Linked DNA regions of Homo sapiens: region 2 is linked to region 1. A link is an interaction called in ENCODE POLR2A ChIA-PET data of the cell type or tissue named here. Cell type or tissue: A673. All regions are shown on one strand.

Region 1 (2,500 bases):
AAGCCCTAACTTCTCTCATTCATGCTCAGAGTCAGAGGAAACTGGTGCCTCATGAGCCAGAGCAGACATGAAGCTCAAATATGTGTTCAGTTTGGCCAACAGTGTTTAAACACATACACACACACACCCCGATGTTTAAAATTGTGAAGTTTCACACTGAAAGCCATATTGCCAACCTCTGTTGGGGAATCGGAAGCTCTGGCCATACTGGGCCCATCTTCCCACTTGGCATCCAAGGCTAAAGCCAAGTGGCCACCATGTCCCCTGGTGGAGGGTGAGCTCTGGAGTGCTCCAGTACCCACCACCCCCTATCACCTTGCCCTGCTTACTTCACCTGCCTGGCCCCAAAAAACATCTGAACTCCAATCCCTTAGGATTGATTCTACGACCTTACCTTCTGCCTCCTGCCCTGCTCAGTCCCGGGGGATCTCGGGCGACAGCGCCCAGCCTGTGTGATGCTAGCAGGGCTATGAGAAATAGGAGTGGGACCAGTAGGATGGAAACTCAGGGGTCTGTTCCAGACCTGTTTGTGTGGAGAGCTGTTCCCAGTGACCCAGTTCAGCTAAGACTGTCAGGCTATCTGCGTCTGTCTGTATCAGTCTACTCAGCCTGCCCCCTCTCTGCCTGGTGGGGGCCTAAGTGCAGGTGCTGATGCCCATTTTCTCTGCCCTGATGAGGCTTCAGGTTCCTTGGTGCTTAATGGGGCAATGGCATTTGGCCAAAACGCACCTGAGACAGGTGGAAATGACCTCCCCTGCCCATTCCCTCCCCTGGGGGCTGCTGCCCACATCCACAAGGCCCTTTGGGGAGGCTCAGCTCCCCCCACCCTCTACCAGGCCCACTGCCTGGAGAAGAATCAAAACCCACTCTGTCTTCAGCCCCCAGGCTTCTAGGAAAAAGCCCTAGAACAGATTCGGAGGCGACACTTTGCTCCCTTCCTGGTGAGCTGAGATACTGGTGCCGCCATGCAAGAGACAAGAAATGAGTAGCAAAAAGGGGAGGGGGTGGAAAAATTAAATTCTGCGTCATCAGCAAGGTTTCAAACAATCGCTCGCCAACTGAAGTGGGTGCCACGTCTATAAGTCATTCTGTTTTATAGACCATTAGGATCTCCAGAGAGAACCTGCATGGAGACCACTGCTTTTTGTTGAAATTAAAATGTCAGAGAAAAAGAAATAGAACAAAACAGGGAATCTGCAATTAATTACCAGGCCATAAAAATTCAATAATCAGGAAGCAGAGCGGCCGCCGGCCCAGAGGTATCAGAGCCAGCGTAACAAGAATGGAATACATTAATCTTTTCAAATTAGTTTTTTAATCTGACGGGGATAGATGGTGACATGCCTCCCCTCCCCACCCGCTCCCCCTCAACCTCCACCGCTCCGGCCTAAAGCCAGGCTGTAGGAGGGAGTTTCAGTGTGAGCTGGGGGCCTGCTGCAACCTGGACCCCCGGGCTGAAGGGAGAGAGCGGTCAGCGGCACCACCTGAGCGCAGGGCCCTCAGGCCAGCTCGAGCTGGGCCCTCGTCCCAGCAGAGGAGCCAAGAAGGCCTGTTCCCTCTGGGTCCCAGGGTTCAAGGGAGAGGTACGCGCGTTTCCTCTGTTGGCTGCAGGGTCTGGGCGGTGGTCTCTGAGCTTTCCTGCTCTGGAAAATGGGAACAAGATCACAGCCGCCCCCGGATCCTGGATGCATTGTGCCTGGTGCCCGGCAGGTCCTCAATAAAGGGGCCCTGCTGTTACTATTTTTACTCCTGGCAGCAAGGAGCGCCAGGCAGCGCCAGAACTCTAGTCAAGAGCATTTATTTAGCGCCTGCTGTATGCTCAGGCCTGGGAAGGAGAGACCAGCAGCCTCAGTCCTTACCCGCAGAATGAGATTCACGGTCAAGTTAGAGGCCAAGCGGGACGTAGAGGGTCAAAGAGTAAAGGGCAAGGAGCTTGTCCTCGAGCAGTGCTGCTAGCCCGGAGGCAAGTCCCAGGAGGGCCGAAAGGGCACGCATGCACGGAGACAGCAGGTTCTGCCCCCACACAGCCATGTGCTTCGGGGGCTGCCGGCTGGTTGGTCAAAGAACCAGCCCCACCCTGTCTCTGATTAGAGGCCGGCCCGTAGCCTCACCCCAGAGCTCCGCCTCCTCCTTCCTCGCTTCCGCTAGGCCCAAGGTTCCTGCAGCTCAGATCAAGAAACTGCAAGTTTCTGGCCTTCATCCTCAGCCAAGCCACTCTCTCATTAACTACTCAACAAGCTGGCCTCTGGGCCTCGCTCAGGTTGAGCCCCCGCCTGGGAAGCCCCCCAGTGGAGCTCAATGCCTAGTCAGCGTTGTTAAAATGGATTCTTGGCCGGGTGCGGTGGCTCACGCCTGTAATCCCAGCACTTTGGGAGGCCGAGGCGGGCGGATCACATGGTCAGGAGTTCGAGAACAGCCTGGCCAATATGGTGAAACCCCGTCTCTACTAAAAGTACAAAAATTAGCCAGGCATGGTGGCTGGCGCTTGTAGTCCCAGCTA
Region 2 (2,500 bases), 56 kb after region 1:
AGATTACTTTTGTAGCTAGGGAATTAAGATATCATTTTAAAATCTATAAATTTAGGCCAGGCGCAGTAGCTCACGCCTGTAATCCCAGCACTTTGGGAGGCTGAGGCGGGTGGATCACCTGAGGTCAGGAGTTTGAGACCAGCCTGGCCAGCACAGTGAAACCCTGTCTCTACTAAAAATACAAAAATTAGCAGGGCATGGTGGCAGGTGCCTATAATCTCAGCTACTTGGGAGGCTGAAGCAGGAAAATCACTTTAACCCGTGAGGCAGAGGTTGCAGTGAGCTGAGACAGCACCATTGCATCCAGCCTGGGCAACAAGAGCGAAACTCTGTCTCAAAAAACTAAATAAATAAAATAAAATCTATAAAATTGGCAAACATAAAAAAATTCTGTAATATATTGCTTTGGCAATGGTGTGGATTAAGCAATTCTCCTGCCTCAGCCTCCCGAGTAGCTGGGTCTATAGGTGTGCACCACCACGCCCAGCTAATTTTTGTATTTTTAGTAGAGACGGGGTTTCACCATGTTGGCCAGGCTGGTCTCGATCTCCTGACCTCATGATCCGCCCACCTCAGCCTCCTAAAGTGCTGGGATTACAGGCGTGAGCCACCACACCCAGCTCCTCCTGCCTTGTTAAGATATATTAAGATATTCAATAATAGAAATACCCCCATCTAATCAGAACAGATTCCCACTTCAGTTAAACCTTCCCCAGAAGCTGCATAACTCAAGCCCACATCCTATCCTTTCCAACACCTTCCCACTGAGACGCCCCACAACTCCCCATGGTGTGTATTCTCCATTATAACAAACAATAAACCCAACTTATTCAACTAAGGTGTGTCCTTCATCCTTGGCTGGAAGGCACTGGAACATGTTAAGTGAAATAAGCAAGGTATGAAACCACATGTATATGTACATATATATGTATATGCTACAATTGGAGTAAAATAATGTAAACCTTTAAAATTAAAAAAATATGTTTGTAGGCTGGGCGCAGTGGCTCATGCCTGTAATCCTAACACTTTGGGAGGCTGAGGCAGGCAGATCACCTGAGGTTGGGAGTTTGAGACCCGCCTGACCAACGTGGAGAAACCCCATCTCTACCAAAAATACAAAATTAGCTGGGTGTGGTGGCGCATGCCTGTAATCCCAGCTACTTGGGAGGCTGAGGCGGAAGAATCGCTTGAACCTGGGAGGTGGAGACTGCGGTGAACCGAGATCATGCCACTGCACTCCAGCCTGGGCAACAAAAGCAAAACTCCGTCTCAAAACAAAACAAAAACAAAAAAACCCATCAGGTACAGACATTCACTTCATAATGTGACCCAGGGCTCCTAAAGCTGGAATATGAGCAGGTCTTGGTGGTTCTGTATTTCTGGCTCTCATGGGAGCCCCGTGAACTGAGAATATACGGCATTTAAATGTCATGCTACTCTACCAGAAGCCTTAAAACTATCATTTGTGCATCTTCAAAGTTCCAGCTGAAGGTGGCAACTGAGCTCCTCTGAGGCACTCTCTTAACTCAGCACCCTCATCTTAACATCTCCGTGAGCAAGGCTACAGTACTTTCATAAATTGGCCCTTAATACAACCTATGTGGTAGGCACTTTTTTCCACTTAAATAAGGTTAAGTGGAGGTTTGAAGAAAAACTTAATCAGTGTCAGAAACACAACTCATACCCAGGTCATCAGAGCCTAAACCCAGTGCATTTTCTACTCCACCAAGCTCCTTGAGGTCTCTTCTGGACTATTTTTTTCCCAGAGTTCTCAAAAAGACTAGCTGGGCCAGCGCTACAGAGGCTACATATTAGCAGTGATCAAGAAGACAAGTTCAGTTGCGGATCAAGCTGATACGGTCCTGTACCTGTGACAATGCTTAGCATTCTAACTACTCCACAGTTCTGGACTAAGTTCCACAGATTTAAAGTTGCAGAGCTCAATCATTTGCTTGTTTTTTTGGAGACAGGGTCTCACTTTGTCACCCAGGCTGGAGTGCAGTGGCATCATCTCGGCTCACTGCAGCCTCGACTTCCCAGGCTCAAGCGATCCTCCTGCCTCAGTCTCCCAAGTAGCTGGGACTACAGACACGCACCACCACACTTGGCTAATTTTTGTATTTTTTGTAGAGACGGGGTTTCACCATGTTGCCCAGGCTGGTCTCAAATTCCTAGGCTCAAGCGATCAGCCTGCCTTGGCCTCCCAAAGAGCTAGGATTACAGGCGTGAGCCACCACACCTGGCCAATCATTTGCAAAAACTAAAATTCATTATATAAAAAACTGACCAGCTCCATTAATAATGCAAAGACATTTCAATAAGAAACTGTAATCCAACTTTCAAATGTTTTATTTTTAGTGTTTTTAAACATTTTAATACAACAAAGATATAAAATAATATATATTAGTTAAATCTGGATTTAATTTAGAATCAAGATATTTACTTATGTACAAACACTGTGCTTCAAGGTATGGCTACCACAGGAACTTTCACATCTTCA

Evidence for each region. Peaks named below come from ENCODE experiments on the same cell type or tissue, not always from the same donor. Only the 100,000 strongest peaks of a DNase experiment are listed, where the experiment ranks them.
Region 2: POLR2A ChIA-PET joins it to region 1 with 13 read pairs; 31 of 35 experiments call an interaction of 5 or more read pairs at or near these places.

Annotation. Positions count from the first base shown.
Region 1 is chr10:75,237,846-75,240,345 of GRCh38, reverse strand. No RefSeq gene overlaps it. Among named protein-coding and RNA genes, the nearest start is that of COMTD1, 3.1 kb to the right of the region's middle. In A673, no CTCF peak of the experiment used is centred here; a DNase peak (open chromatin) is centred at 1,135; H3K27ac peaks cover 693 bases.
Region 2 is chr10:75,181,955-75,184,454 of GRCh38, reverse strand. SAMD8 (sterile alpha motif domain containing 8) reads right to left here. Exons shown (of 6, transcript NM_001174156.2): 6 at 2,332-2,500. Among named protein-coding and RNA genes, the nearest start is that of VDAC2, 28 kb to the left of the region's middle. In A673, no CTCF peak of the experiment used is centred here; no DNase peak of the experiment used is centred here.